Regions from separate parts of the Homo sapiens genome. Here region 1 is linked to region 2. Evidence: chromatin loops called from intact Hi-C (ENCODE). Cell type or tissue: mammary epithelial cell. All regions are shown on one strand.

Region 1 (8,000 bases), 330 kb after region 2:
TATTAAAGCCATGGTAGTGGGGCATGAGCCTGGACCTCCATCAGGAGAAGCATTCCATATTTCTCCCACGTCTCCTCTTTTGCATTGGCTCTGTAATCTGCTCGTGGTTCGGTCATGATGGGCTTTTCTATGACACATTGAGTTGCTTCTTCATCTCCTGGTCACCTGACAGCACGAACTCCCAGGAGGCAGCGCAGCCCCTGGCATGGGGGCAGCCCACCCACTGCCGCTCGGTATGTCTCCACAGGCTGACGGGGTACGGGATCCACCACTGCTTTGCCAGGAGCATGATGGGCCACGAGGTGAAGGTGCCGCTCCTGGAGAACTTCTATGCTGACTACTATACCACGGCCAGCATCGCGCTGGTGTCCTGCCTGGCCATGTGCGTGGTGGTCCGATTCCTCGGGCGCAGGGGAGGGCTGCTGCTCTTCATGATCCTCACCGCCCTGGCCTCACTCCTGCAGCTCGGCCTCCTCAACCGTGAGTGGGTCGGGGAGGTGGGCTGGGTGCAGGGAGGGAAGCTGGCAGATCCCCAAGGGCATTTGAAAGGGCTGCATAAGACTCCGCTGGCCACTCTAAAATCTACTGCTGGAAGGAGCTGCTTTGGGGAGAACAGAGCTTCAGTTGAGAGCATCTGTGGAGCCCGCCTTAGAGGGCACTGGGCCTTCCCGCCTCCCCCTGCCCCTGCCCCGGCCCGGGCTGCACCATGATTCCTTCCGAGTCCTGGTGGCCCAGTCTTTGCTAATAGGTAGACTGCTTCTGTGTGATTCATCACATGACCAAGAAGAACAAAGGATTGTCTCTTTCGAGTGACATTAAGGGGGAAATAAATCTGTTTTGTCACCCTTGCATTAGGGCCCTGCTTTTCAGCAGATGTTCCCGAGTTCATCAGCTTCTCTTTGGACCAAAGAATTTCTCAGTAAAGGTTAAAAATAATCTGGCCGGGTGCGGTGGCTCACGCCTGTAATCCCAGCACTTTGGGAGGCTGAGGCGGTCGGATCATGAGGTCAGGAGTTCAAACCAGCCTGACCAATGTAGTGAAACCCCATCTCTACTAAATATACAAAAAATAATTAGCTGGGCTTGGTGGTACACGCCTGTAGTCCCAGCTACTCAGGAGGCTGAGGCAGAAGAATCACTTGAACTTGGGAGGCAGAGGTTGCAGTAAGCTGAGATCGCAGCACTGCACTCCAGCCTGGGTGACAGAGCAAGACTCCATCTCAAAAAAAAAAAAAAAATCTAAGGCAAAGCTAGAGAGTCCATCTGGCCCTTCCAGCAAGCTCTGTATAGCTCCTCACCAACAAATACCCATTCCCGTGTATGGACAAACCACCACAGCATCTCCGTGGCCAGCCCAGGGCGCGACGTGAACAGGCAGGACCGATGAGCCTCTTCTCCCACCCTGGCACGGTCCTCCTGGGACAGGCTCAGGACACTGCGGGAACATCGACCCCACAGAGCTCCCCTGCCTTTACAAGGAAAATGAACCCGGGCTCTCAGAACTAGACGCCAGGGCTGTCCACCGCACCCAGATCAGAGCGGCCTTGTCGTGCAGCCTAGATTAGAGATGGCTCACTTCAAACTCAGGAGCAGCTTTCTAACTTGGACAGTTCTTATGCAATCTATACCTTGCTGGGAGACTGCTGTTAGGCTTAGCTAATGGATTGCACACGTGGCGCCTGTCTCCCTCCATCCCCGTTCCCCAGCTGCCCTTCCAGGGAGTCTCCTGCTCACACAGTTGGGACGGAAGTGGCAGGGTGCCTCAGCCCCCGGGTGTTGTGGTGCCCCTTTGGCCCTGAGCAGGAATGCACAGGAGCCCCAGGCGAACACCAAGCAGCCGTGAGGAGCAGAGCTGGGGCTGGCAGGGGCACCCCACAGCACTTGACGCAGCTTGAATGCAGGCGGCAGTGACCTGTGGGTGACTTTACATGCAAGGAAGCTCACCCTTTGCACCTGCTGGGGTCTCACTGTGAAGGTTCCATTTTCTCCTCAGGCTCTGAGGCCAGCAGGGTCTCACTCCTGTCTTCCTAACAAAAAGATCTTTGTTTAGCGCAGTATGAATTCCACTGCCCCGGCGGCCAGCGCCATCCCAGACACGGAAGGGAGTTTGCTTGAACCAAGTCGCATGGGAACACGCTAGGCTAACTCCACACCTAATGTGCTCTCTTCTCTCTTCTCGCTTGCTTGGCCCTTGTCCGTGTGGGTGCGATCATGTCTGCGGGTCCAGTGATTGGAAAGTACAGCCAGCACCCAGACTCAGGTGAGTCCCAAGCGCGTGGGCTGTGCTTCCTCGTCTCATATTACATCTAAATGGGTGTTTTCTCGAAGACTCACGGACCTGTGGTTTCCATTTTCTCTTTCTCCCCGTTGCCCTCCAAGAACTGCAGCTGAAGTTGGCCGTAGGTTGGACACTATACGGATACATTTGTATTCTCCCTCTTGCCTCTAGAAAGAGCGACTGGTGCTTCCCTGTTTGTGTGCTGCTTGGCACGCATGCCCCCGCCCCTTCCCCTGGCACCAGGCTCAGCACAGGCCCTGGCCCGGCGCCAACATGCTTTGTCTTAGGGACAGTTGTCTGGGTGGGGGGAGAAAGCCTGGGAGTGCTGGGGCCCGGCTGTCTGTGCTGCCAGGGGAAGCCGCTGTCCCCCTTTGACTCATGTAAGCTTGCTGCCCTGCAGCCCATGGGGACAGCACAGTGCCGCCCTGCACCTCGAAGCTGCTGCTGCACCCGCCTGGCCTGCCCCAGCCCTCGCCCGTGTCCCTGGAGAGTGCTTGCCCTCTATGCAGCCTTGGGGAAGCTGAGCTGAGCCCCAGCTGTATGGTCCTGACAGCATGCCCGTGCACTGTGCCAGACCCTGTCCTGGCGCGAGGTCGGTCTCCGGTGCCATTTACGAGGGCTTTGATGGGTTGAACACTTGCCTTCTGGGCCCATAAATTCTGTGGCTTGAGTTTTTGTTTCCTTAAATCAACCCTGACTCAGCTACCCTGTCCCACACGTTGGGCACATCAGACCTGACTGGAGCAAACATAGGCCAGGGCAGAGGGATGTCGCTGTGGCACCAGGGACATGCCAGCCTGCCCTCCCACCAGGCATGGCTCCCGGCTGAGGAATTCCAATAGAGGCCACCATGAGCTTCAGCATGCTTGACGCACAGGGACTCATAGAAGCCCCACAAAACCCACTGCAGGGGCTCTGGGCTTCTAGTCCTTGAGGTGCTGCTTGGTCCCCAGAGGGAATTGCATACCCATCCATGCCGCAAGCTGGACACTGGGAAGGAGCTGTGCTGTGCAGCCCCAGGCCTCCCTCCCACCCTGGCCTGGCTTCCTCTCTTCCCTCACCACCTTCTTCTGACCTTCCCCCAGGGATGAGTGACAGCGTCAAGGACAAATTTTCCATCGCGTTTTCCATCGTGGGCATGTTTGCCTCCCATGCGGTGGGGAGCCTCAGCGTGTTCTTCTGTGCGGAGATCACCCCGACGGTGATAAGGTGCGTCATGGGAGACACCCCAGGGGACGCCGGCTTCTCGGAAATCAAAGACGAGTCCCTGGCTCCAGGCTGGTGTGGGATTAACCAGCGTCAGCTCTGTCTCTGGCTCTGGACACATCAGCTTCGTGGTTCATAGCTGAGGTGGCTGTTGGACCCAACCCCGAGGCGCCCAAGAGGCAGTGAGAACCTGGCCCTGGGGTCCTGTCCAGGCAGCAGCAGGAGGAAGGGGGAACAGGGAGCTACTCTGGGCCCAGGAAATATGTCAGTGTCTGAGCGTCTGGCAAGGGGGGGAGTGCAGCGGATCACTTATGCCGCACTTCCACCAGAACCTGTGCTGCCAACTCTGCTAAGAGACCTCACGGCACAGCTAGTGCAAAATGTTTCACAAAGTAGAAAGAGCCTACCCCCCGGCCCTCCCCGAGATGGAGTTTCACTCTTATTGCCCAGCCTGGAGTACAATGGCATGATCTTGGCTCACTGCAACCTCTGCCTCCCAAGTTCAGGTGATTCTCCTGCCTCAGCCTCCAGAGTAGCTGGGATTATAGGTGTGCGCCACCACGCCCGGCTAATTTTTACATTTTTAGTAGAGACGTGGTTTCACCTGGTTGGCCAGGCTGGTCTCGAACTCCTGACCTCAGGTGATCCCCCCACCTTGGCCTCCCAAAGTGCTAGGATTACAGGCGTGAACCACCGTGCCAGGCCAAAAGAGCCTTATTTCATACTGACCTGAGAAGTTGATGTCATGAATCCAAAGCGAGCACAGCGAGTGAGATTACTGACTCATGTAAGAAACATGGATGGAGAGCCCACTGCGCGCCAGACACTAGGCCCAGAAAACACAGCAGCACAGTCCCGCCCTCGTGGAGTCTGCGGCCATTTCATACCTCCCTAAAAGGTGTGACTAACCTGTGCTCAGCCACTTTTGCTTTAGTTCGGAAAGTGAGGCTGACCCCTTCCTGGTGCCGTCTCTGCCCCTGGGTCGTGGTTCATGGGTGCTACACGCCATTTACTGTTGCCACCATGCTTATAGGTTAATAAAAAGGCACGCCTCCACTAAAAGGGCATCACTCAGCTGCAGTCATTTTCCTACACTGTTTGTGACTTACTGAGGAGCTTGAGTTATACCACACTGAACTTCTTAAAGGAGTATCAGCATTTCTCATGCACGTGCCTTCATAAAACAGAACTTGAGAGTAATGGCAGTAGTTCAGCCGTGAGTCAAAACCCAGGTGTCCGCATAATGACACCCTTGGGAAAATCCAGTAGCGGCTATTCCAGTCCAAGGCAGACTATGTGGAGGCTAAGCTGGGGAAGGCTTTGGGAGCAAGTAGGCAGGTCCGTGGACTTTCTTACTTTCCACATTTCCAGTAGCCATGCTAACAACAGCATCTTCACGTCCACACTTTTTGATTCATTCTCTTGGATCGTATCCTACAGGCCCAGCCTGACAGCTACTGGGCACCTGGACAGAAATGCCAAGGCATTGTATGATTAAGCACAAGGAACTCATCCTGTCCCTACCTTCTGCATCAGCCACAGGGGAGAGATGAGTCAGGAGCTTATTTAGTGCTTGCAGTTGCAGGATACCTCAGGCCGACCGCAGGCTCACTCCCTGTCTAAAGGACGGAAAGTGAAATTTCTCTCCTTTATCAAACAAAACAGCAAAGCCAAGTCTTTCAATAGACCAGAATCCACAGTCAGACCTTCTGGGTTTCCAGCTGGCCTCCTGCAGCCTTTGCATGATTATGCATATTTTGTTGGGGGAGGGGGTGGCTAGCGGGTACCCCTTAACTCTGGCAGTTGGTAGGCATCATTATTCTCTGTTAGATTTGGCTTAGCAAGCTAGACGGAAGGAAATGCTGTAAGCTTTTCCTCTTTGACGCAAACCTGGAAAGATTTGAGGATAGAAATTCAACAAACATGTTCTCAGATTCAGCTTGCCAAGATGACAAACTGGAAAAAATATGTGACCCTTGGTGATGCTTTTGTGCCTGCAGAGGATGAAAGGAAATTAAGTCCAAAGGGGGTCCCTGGGCCAGGCTGGGAGAATGTCTAGCGTTCCTGACAAATCCCTCTTCTCGCTGGGAGCCCTTTTCACCCGTGCCATCGGGAGGCCACAGCTCTTTCTTGCAAATGACTGAGGAACAATTCCCACGGAGGCCCTAGGATGGAAGTAGACTCCCCTACCATCCCCCCACTTCACAGAGAAAATTCCAAGATAAGCCACGATGGGCAGCCTGGGGCCCGTGAGCTCCATCTTTCTTAGCACAGAACTAGCCTTTCCCTGTGACACTATTACAGACAAGCCTTCTGGCAGCAAAGGGTAAGGGGCCAGGATGGACTGCCTGGAAGCAAATATTAGGATATGAAATTTTCTGCAAAAAGTTCAAAAAATGCTTTTATACTTTTCATACTTGTTCCACCACAAAAAGCAACAAAGGCCTGCAGAAATCTATTGCCCCAAGGATGATAGAGGCCAAGTTAACTAAATATTGTTTCATGAGATTCTGTTCAGACCTCGCGTTGACAGAACCAGCTACCCGCTCAGGCCCAGGCCAGGTGGTGGTTCTCATCAGCCAGTGCACAGCTCTGATTCATCTGTAAGACATTGGGAGTTGGGTGACTTTGCAAGTCTATCTGACTGTGCCCATCTCCCAGCTTGACATGGGCAGAAGTGGCCTGGGGTCCTGGGCGGATCTGGAAGCAGCTGCTGGCTGTGCTGGGGCGGATCTTTTCTATCCACTGTCCATCTGGATGCTCCAGGTGGGCTCCGAGGCTTCCTTTGCCCTCACGGAGGGGTCCAGGTGAGAGAGGAGGCAGGCGCTGGTGATCATGACACCCGCCTGTTTTCTCCTGCCCTGCCCACTCCGGCAGCCCTGGCCCTTTCTAGATCATAAGTCGGACAGGCCTCCCTGAGACACTCCCTGACTGACGACTCCCTGACATCTGTCTTCCGCTCTAATGCTGCCTCAAGAATAGGCACCGAGGGCCAGGATGACCTGGGGTTAAGGGAGTATCAGAGTCTGTTCAACTTCTTTAAAAAGTTGTATCTTAAAGGCCGGGCACGGTGGCTCACGCCTGTAATCCCAGCACTTTGGGAGGCTGAGGCGGGCAGATCACGAGGTCAGGAGATCGAGAGGATCTGGCTAACACGATGAAACCCCGTCTCTACTAAAAATACAAAAAAAATTAGCCGGGCGTGGTGGCGGGCGCCTGTAGTCCCAGCTACTCAGGAGGCTGAGGCAGGAGAATGGCGTGAACCCAGGAGGCGGAGCTTACAGTGAGCCGAGATCGCGCCACTGCACTCCAGCCTGGGCGACAGAGCGAGACTCCATCTCAAAAAAAAAAAAAAAAAAAAAAAGTTGTGTCTTAAAAATGTCACATCTGAAAACAAGTACTGAGTAGCAGACAGGAAGCCAGCATGCGTCCCATGCCGGCAGCGCCTGTGGCGTGCGAGCGATGAGCAGCGGGGCAGGATGAGGGGAGGGTGCTGATGATATGGCCCGGAGCCTGGGAAGGAACCAGACGGAGCTGCCCATGATCCTGAGGCCGCCTCCCTGTGTGGCCTTGGGTGGGTCCCTCGGCCGGCTTTAGTGTCCTTGTCTTAAAACAAAACTGACTACAGGCACCTTGTTAGGCGGGGGTGGAGAATGGAGGCCATGTGCAAAGGGCCTGGGCTCAGCACAGGACAGTTCATATTCTTCTTCTTCGCTGGGCATCTTCAGCAGTTGTATTTATTTCTATAAAAAATGGTACAAATATTTGCTTATCCTCAACTTCACAGAAATTTAGTCAAGTCACATTAAGTAATATAAAAGAGGAGCTAGAACAGGAGCCTCGCCTCGGGTGTTTCAATGTGAGATGGTAACGTTCACATGGCTAACAGCAATTTGATTCTGGAATCCTTAATTCAATGAAGTTTGCCATTTCTAGTAAGAAGTCGGCCTGCATATCAGTTTTCCTACCTTATTGAGATCCTATTGCTAGTAAAATAAAGATATCCCGTGGGTATTACAATTTTGTGCTCCTAAAGCCCAAGGAGGCAGTGTGCGCCCTCGGTTCTCTGTCCGTAAATCAAGCAGCTCTGACTTCTAAACACGGGCGTATGCTGCCCTCTAGTGACAACCCAGAGAAAAGCAGAAAAGGCACTGGCAGAGCCCACATTTCAGGGGCAGGAAAGGAACCCAACACCTTAAAACCAAGGATGTAACAATCTCTTTCTCTGAGATTTCAAGAGAGAAAAAAAAACAAAGCCAAAAATGGCATACCAACTTCTGCCAAAATTTTTCCTAATCGTACTGAATGATGTCAAGGATTTTTTTTTTTTTTTTTTTTTTTTTTTGAGACGGAGCCTTGCTCTGTTGCCAGGCTGGAGTGCAGTCGCGTGATCTCGGCTCACTGCAACCTCCAACTCCCTGGTTCAAGTGATTCTCCTGCCTCAGCCTCCCAAGCAGCTGGGATTACGTGCACGCGCCACCACACCCAACTAATTTTTGTATTTTTAGTAGAGACG
Region 2 (8,000 bases):
CCACGGCACTGGTTCTGTGCCTCTCCCCTGCACCCTTTTGTGGAACTGGATTCCCCTGGGGCTACCCAGCCCGGAGAGGTCCTATAAAGGGAAGGGGCTTCTGTCTCCCTTTCCTCTCTCCCTTCTCAGTCTCCCTCCACACCCCCACCCTACAAGCAGCAGACAGGGAAAGGGCCATTGTGTTGAAAGGCGAGGCTTACACCATCTCTTCCCAAATGAGGGAAGGCTCCGCCTGTCTGTGCCCTGGCACAGTTCCAAGACATATGAGTACCCTGAGAATAATGTGCGCCCCTTGTGAGCCCATATTCCTTGAACAGTAATCCAACATTTATTTAGCAGAGGCGGCAATTTAAAAAAAATAAATATGAAATATATTTATGTTCAAAACAAGGGATTTATGACATTCAGTCATTAAGTGTCATTTTCCAGACCACGAAATTTATTGCCAGCCATAAACAAGTTAAACTGCTTAAAATGTGGATAATAAAATAAATCTATTTTATTATCGCATTTCCAATAAACAGCACTATGCTGTGCCTTCATCGTTTGTAAAATTTTAGCTGACTCTGACTGTAGGTTTTAGGTGACTCTCAGCTGCTTGGTCTCAGAGTTAGAGGCTGGGCTTGCAGGTTCACCAGAATTGCCCAAAGGAGAGTGATCCTGCCACCGCTGCTACCGCAACTGCGACTTCACAGCCACAGCACCTGTGTGACCCAGGAGGGAAGCAGGGAGGGACTTTGGAGGCACACGGCCTCACAGTGACCTTCAGCAAATGCTGAGTTTGTCACTGTTACCTGCACCTGGTGGACAGGTGGGCGCTTAGCCTGGGATTCTAGAAGGCACAGGGGTGGCCAGAAGGGTCTAAAACTCCTGGGAAGTGGCAAAAGAGAGCTCTTACAGGTAGACGCTTCCTTGCACCATCGGAACCAAGGGCAGCTTGGGGGCCTCCATGGAAGTTGGAGGCCCAGGGAGACTTGGTCTCTGGCCAAGGGGGCCCTTGTGCCACCTGTTTGTGTGGGTTTCGGTGGATAGAAAATGCATGCACTTCTTTAACAAGAAAGTCACCTGGATCCTTTTCCTGTGCCTGTTAGCATATCTGCATCAGTCACAGCAGTCTTCTTCAGCAGGAGTGGGTTCAGTGTGCACATTTCTGGTTCTGGAAGAGTCAACGTGGAAAACGGACTTAACTGGCCCCAGAATCCCAGTTGATCCCAGTGAGGTCGCAGCTGCCCCCAGAAGCTCTCTCTCTGGACTGCCTTTGTTCTGTCTCTGAAATGACTGCAGATCTGGGGTCATCTCCAAAGCAGTCACTTGAAGGTGTCTCTCTAACCTTCCACCCACGTTAGCCTGGCTTCTTCCTCTTCCAGGACATGATGGGAAGGAATCCCCAGGGGACTCCTGGTATCAAAGGACATCCAAGCAGGCCTCTCTCCCCTTACCTCACTGAAAGCTTCTAAACCCTGACACAAGACTGAGACATTGGCTCCAAGTTGATGAGGCTCCTGTCTGTTAGAAATTTTTGACAGGTTGGGTTAGAGAAGCTCTCAGTGCATAATAATGAGAACGCTGTCAGGCTAAATGGCATTCTGACATTTGAAGGAAGAGGCTCATGTACTTTTTGGTTGTTTAAGGGCAAGAAGCCTGGAACTCTGTCTTGTTAAAATGACAAGGAGCAACAAGCAATTTTCCACCTCTCTTCTCCCTGAACAGGTAGAAACTAATAAGGAACTTGTTATTATAAGGAACTTACCAAATAAGATAAGCGTTCATGTGGGAGAGGAACCCTTCAAGAAGGTGCATTTCTATTCGACATCATCCTCCTCATCCTCCTCATCACCATCGTTATCACACATATAATATGTGTGCCAGCAGGGCTCTGTCATAGGCTCTGTCAAGGGAATGAATTCCACAGTCCTTGATTTTGGGATTGCAAATCCTGAGGGTAAAAATGCTGAGAGGCAAAGGGAAAATGATACGGGATCCCTTTAGGTGGCAGTAAATGTGTACAGTGCCACCTACGATATATCAGCAGCTTCCACATTAACACAACCGTAGATCCTGGGGATGACTCTCAGAGTCCCCCATCTGTCCAGCCTCGGGGACAACTGTGAGAAGATGTGGTCAAATAATGGTTTTCACCAGACCAAAGCCTGCACCAAGAAATACCGCAGTCTCAGCCCTTTCACATCCTCACCTTTCCCTTCTAAGCCATGGCCCTGCGAGGAGTTGGGCCTTCTGGAGGCTCTGAGGTTTTTCTTCTTCAATTACGCACAGTCTCATCTTCTGCTCTCCTCAAATTTCTCCTGCTGGTCTGGGTTCTTCTGTGATTTGGGGACTTGTTGCTGAAGACAGGCACTGCCATTGGCCTCACACCTACCTCCATCCCTCCAAATGAGCTTACGGCTTGGGAGAATTGATGCCGAAGGAAACTTTCTCTGAAATACTTTTCTCTGGACAATATGTCTGGAAAGGTTGGGTCTATTTAGAGAAGGAGCTCTTTCCTAAGCCAATGGAACCACCCAGGAGAGTCCTGTTTTAGTACAGGGCACTTGTCTTTTTCTTTCTTTCTTTTCTTTTCTTTTTTCTTTTTCTTTCTTTCCTTCCTCTCTTTTTTCTTGGTTTCTTTCTTTCCTTTCTTTCTTCCTTTCTTCCTTTCTTTCCTTTCTTCCCCTCCCCTTCCCTCCCCTCCCCTCCTTTCCTTCCTTCCTTCCTTCTTTCCTTCCTTTCCTTCCTCTCCTCCCCTCCCCTCCCCTTCCCTTTCTTCGAAATCTTTCTCTGTTGCCCAGGCTAAAGTGCAGTGGTGTGATCACGGCTCACTGTAGCCTCACCTCCTGAACTCAAGCATTCCTCCCTGGACTACAGGCATGTGCTTGTAGTATTAAAAATTTTGATATTTTAAAAATTTTTTATAGAGACAGAGTCTCCCTTTGCTGCCCAGGCTAATCTTGAACTCCTAGGCTCAACCAATCCTCCTGCCCTGGCCTCCCGAAGTGCTGGGCTTACAGGTGTGCACTATCACGCTCAGCTGACACTTGTTTTAGAAGTGGATTTTTCAGTATTAGCACTATTAACATTTGGGGCTGGATCCTTCTCTGCTGTGAGGCTGTCCTGTGCCCTGTAGAATGGTCAGCAAGATCCCTGGTCACTACCAGATGCCAGCAGCACTTCTCCCCCTGAGTTGTGACACCTCAAAAATGTCTCTGCACATTGACAAATTGTTCCTGGGGAGATGGGGTGGGAAAATTACCCCCAGTTGAGAACCACTATTTTAGATGTATTAATATTATACCTGTAGGTTAAAGTTTTTTATCCTAATGATAATAATTACACAAAAACTAATAATTAATGTTATAAAAGTAGCACAGAAAGTAGCTAGGCTCTAAAGGAAACTTGGAGATTCCAACTCCTACCGTCCCACCTGCAAAAGTTTTGGAACGTTGTTAAAATGCAAGGTGGTCCATATCACAGCCGTGGAACGCTGGCAAAAGCAATGCAGAAATCAGCCAGAGAAGCAAAAAGAGTCCTGAGGCTACAAGTCAGGAGATGAGGTCCTGGTCTTAGCCCTGGTCTGCGAGGAGTGTGACAATAGATAAGTCACGTTATTTTTTTATTTTTTATTTTTTAATTTTACTTTAAGTTCCGGGATTCATGTGCAGAACGTGCAGGTTTCTTACATAGGTATACATGTGCCATGGTGGTTTGCTGCACCCGTCAACCCATCATCTAGGTTTTAAGCCCCACATGCATTAGGTATTTGTCCTAATGCCCTCCCTCCCCTTGCCCCTCAACCCCTGACAGGCCCTGGTATGTGATGTTCCCCTCCCTGTGTCCATGTGTTCTCATTGTTCAACTCCCACTTATGAGTGAGAACATGTGGTGTTTGGTTTTCTGTTCTTGTGTTAGTTTGCTGAGAATGATGGCTTCCAGCTTCATCCATGTCCCTGGACATGAACTCATTCTTTTTTATAGCTGCATAGTATTCCATGGTGTATATGTGCTGCATTTTCTTTATCCAGTCTATCACTGATGGGCATTTGGGTTGGTTCCAAGTCTTTGCTATTGTAAGTATTACTGCAATAAACATACGTGTGCATGTGTCTTTAGAGTGGAAAGATTTATCATCCTTTGGGTATATACCCAGTAATGGGATTGCTGGGTCAAATGGTATTTCTGGTTCTAGATCCTTAAGGAATCGCCACACTGTCTTCCACATTGGTTGAACTAATTTACACTCCCACCAACAGTGTAAATGCATTCCTGCTTCTCCACAGCCTCGCCAGCATCTATTATTTCCTGGATAAGTCACTTTAAATTTGGCCCTTAACTTGTTCCTTCTTACAACGAAGTAATTGGACTAAAGATGTAGTGGTTTTCCATGTTTCTTCTGCTATGACCCATGTTGACATTGGAGACACTTCCACTGATACATCCCAGTGTAGACAGCCTTTGTCGTTTAATGTTCTGGTAGAAAATGCAATTTCTAATTTGTAGTCGAAGGTGGCCCTTTCTCATAACTGGGATCAGGACTCTGAATGTGTTCTGATATCCTGGGTGAGAACTTCTGAAATATATAATCCTCACTATTTCTTCTAGTGCTAAAATTCGAGAGTCAAAGAAGCTTCTTATTCTGCCCTGTTTGCCTGTCAACAAATACAATGAACAACATCCTTATTCCCCGATTTTCTGCCTCTGTTACTTACCAGCAGGCCACTCGCCCTCCAAACTGCCTCTTCATAAAATCTGCCATTACTGCTCATCGCTCTGGCCCAGCAGGTGATGAATTCAGTCCATGCCATTAAGCTTCCCTGTGGATGAGTCATCTATTTTTACAAGTTGCTGGTTGCGAGACTAGAGCATAACTTACGGGTTTGTAAATATTTTGGCATCTTCCTTTGTCAAAAGATACTGTGAGACCCAGTGATTCACAAGGTTGTCCTGACACTTTCCCCTCCTCCACCAGCATTTTGAAACATTGTTATCCGGTTTGGTACAAGTTCTTTCAGCTATCACTCCTGCAGGTGTTGGTTTGAAGTTACATAAAGAACAGATTTTCATCTTTCAATAAGTGGCTGGATAGGCTAAACTCAGGCTATAATTTATTACTCTTGGCTGCAATCCATCCATTTGTCTCTGTCCTTGGAGGGAGGTGTTTAATCTCCCTTTGGCTCAGCTTTGGAAGGGACTCACTGATTTGTTGAAAAGTTCATTAGACACCGATGGAGCCCCTGCTGTATGCCAAGAATTGCACTAGGTGCTGGGGATATAAAGATGAATATGACTTGCTCTCAAAGAATGCGTCCGTCTAATGAGGCTGTGGCTGTAACTCAACCATTGCCACACAGCATGGTGAGCAGTAGAAATGAAACAAGCTCACATTATGTGGGTGGTGCAAAAGAAAATGACCCATTTTTCCTAGTGAGATAGGAGGCTTTGTAGAGGAAATTTCACTTGAGCTGTGTCCTACAAGATGGGCAGCAGTTTTCCATGGGGAAAATAAGTGGGGAATAATAATAGGTAGAAAGGCATGGAGGCTTGAAACAGTATGGGGAGTTTAGGGAACTGCAGGCCTGCACCTTGTGGCATAGGTGTGTATGTGCAAGTGTGTAAATGTGTGCGCACACACGCACGTGGGTGCTGTGGGAGAACAGCTGAGGGATGAGGTGGCAGCAGATGAAAATGAGAGGCCGGGTGCAGTGGCTCACGCCTGTAATCCCAGCGCTTTGGGAGGCTGAGACGGGCAGATCATGAGGTCAGGAGTTCGAGACCAGCCTGGCCAACATGGCGAAACCCTATTTCTACAAAAAATACAAAAAAATCAGCTGGGCGTGGTGGTGCATGCCTGTAGTCCCCGCTACTCAGGAGGCTGAGGCAGGAGAATCGCTTGAACCCGGGAGGCAGAGGTTGCAGTGAGCCGAGATTGTGCCACTGCACTCCAGCCTGTGCAACCAAATGAGACTCAGTCTTAAAAAAAAAAAGTATAAAAAAATGAGATAGGCAGAGACCAGTCATGAAAAGACTTGCATGGTGCAATAAAGGGTTTGAATTTATTCACAATAGAGAACTTTTGAAGGATTTTAAGACAGGAATCAGCATTATGGGATTTGCCCTTTAGGAAAATATCCAAGGACCAGGGTTGGGGGCTGGACTCAAGAGGAACCTGGGAAGCATTTGGGAGGTGGGACATAGTGGACAATTTTCCTCAGTAAGGGAGGGGAGAGAGAGCTGGAAGGCTAGAATGGCGTCTAGGTATCAGCCCTGAGGACCTGGTGGATGAGGGTGCCCTTTGCCAAGAAGGAGAACACAGAGAAGGGAAGAGGTGTGGGGAAAAGATCATGACTTTTGTTGGGAATATGTTGAGTGTGAAGTGTCTGTATAGCACCAGGTGCAAAGGTCTAGTTCTCCATCTCTAATAAGAAGCCTCATCGTGGAAATGTGATTAAAATTAAAATCCACGTTGAAATCCTCAGACGAAAGGTGCCATGGAAGTGCAAAGAATCATTATTTAGTGTCTTATGGGCTGTCCTTATTGCCTAGAACACTCTCCTCGTCTTGATTCTAATTGCCTCTGATGCCTGTCTTATCATATTCTAGACATGAAAAAAACAAGTGTCTCGAATGTCAGCTGCGGGACGGGCTTGTGCAAGGAGGGCTCTGAAGCTCTGGGAGAGGCAGCTTGGACTCAGAGAGGTGGGGAAGGTTCTGTTCTCAGTCCTGTGAGTTTGAGCCTTAACCTCTTTCACTCAATCACTAGGTCAGTCTCTGCTCCTTGTTTTGGTTTGTTTTATCAGAACTTAACAACATTCAAGATTTCTTCTTTCCTGATCACCTGCTGCATGGCTGGTATTGGGGATTTAATGCTGAACAGACCGACATGATCCCTGTCCTCACAGAATAAATTGTCTAATAGAGGCAGGAGAATGGCGTGAACCCGGGAGGCAGAGCTTGCAGTGAGCCAAGATCGCGCCACTGCACTCCAGCCTGGGCGACAGAGTGAGACTCCATCTCCAAAAAAAAAAAAATTGTCTAATAGTAGGAAGAATTTTTTAAGGCATCTCATGATGAAGAGGGAGAATCAAGACTGAATCAAACTGTTCCCAAAGAGAACTGTTTTAACTTCAGGAAACAAATGGATGCTCTCTCTTTAAGACAGTGTTTGGAAAACCAGCTCTCCCACTCTGCAAGGCCTCCATGGTAGGGGGAGCAGGCGAAGGAGTTTCTCCTGTTGGGGCTGAGGCAAATATGAATCATCACTTGTATATAATCTTCTGTATCCTGGAGATTCAAAACCAGCGCCTCCATCTTCCCAGTGAAAGTGTTTACATGGCATTATTACCGTGATTATTTATGACTTGCTTTGCTGCCTCAAGGGATAAGGGCGAGTATGAGCTGGGAACTTGTTTCAGTCAAAAGGAAGTGGAATTAAATGATGTTAGAACCTGTACTTAATACCCACATGGAGCTATTCAGCTTAATCTGCCAGAACACCATGGGAGGAGGAGAATGTCTTCCCTCGTCATTGCACTGGGGGAAGCCAGAAGGAAATGCATCTGATGGGAGCAGGGAGCGCAGGTTTGCTGTTTCCCTGACTGCATTTGTGCTCTAAAGGAAGAGCTACTCATTAGAAAGAAGCAAGAACACAGCTATCCCTGTGGGTGTCATGCCCAGAACAATGCTTCCCTTTTTTCTCAGGTCCTAAATTTCCTTCCAAACCTTTGCTTCCTCCCTCTCTTCTGTTCTCACAATAGAGCACCTGCTATTTCACATATCGTGTTGGGTGCTGGAGATATACAGACAGAACCCACAAGCCCTGCCCCTGAAGGACAAACCACAGGTAACGGGAGTGCTGTTGCCCATCTCAGCAATTCAGGTTAAATCCTCCAACCACCATGACCCCAAGACCCTACCTTTTGACGGGCTTAGGGATGTTACAGAGCATTGCAGGGGGTTGCCTGCATGTGTTTCATCAGTAGGAACCAAGCAGTATCTCAAGGCATGAACAG

The links. A loop is a pair of places that touch in the nucleus more often than their neighbours do. Peaks named below come from ENCODE experiments on the same cell type or tissue, not always from the same donor. Only the 100,000 strongest peaks of a DNase experiment are listed, where the experiment ranks them.
Region 1: a loop joins it to region 2, with 5 times the contacts of the local background. A loop is called at or near these places in 4 of 110 quality-filtered maps.

Annotation. Positions count from the first base shown.
Region 1 is chr6:3,279,339-3,287,338 of GRCh38, reverse strand. SLC22A23 (solute carrier family 22 member 23) reads left to right here. Exons shown (of 10, transcript NM_015482.2): 7 at 248-480; 8 at 2,228-2,260; 9 at 3,364-3,487. Among named protein-coding and RNA genes, the nearest start is that of PSMG4, 24 kb to the right of the region's middle. RefSeq lists enhancers at 1-412, 3,894-4,821, 7,659-7,718 and a silencer at 4,950-5,244. In mammary epithelial cell, CTCF peaks have their summits at 4,923 and 7,616 (motif pointing left); DNase peaks (open chromatin) are centred at 4,978 and 7,598.
Region 2 is chr6:3,609,744-3,617,743 of GRCh38, reverse strand. The region is part of intron 3 of LOC100507336 (a long non-coding RNA gene); the gene reads left to right. Among named protein-coding and RNA genes, the nearest start is that of PXDC1, 140 kb to the left of the region's middle. In mammary epithelial cell, no CTCF peak of the experiment used is centred here; DNase peaks (open chromatin) are centred at 4,903, 5,293 and 7,303; H3K27ac peaks cover 1,366 bases.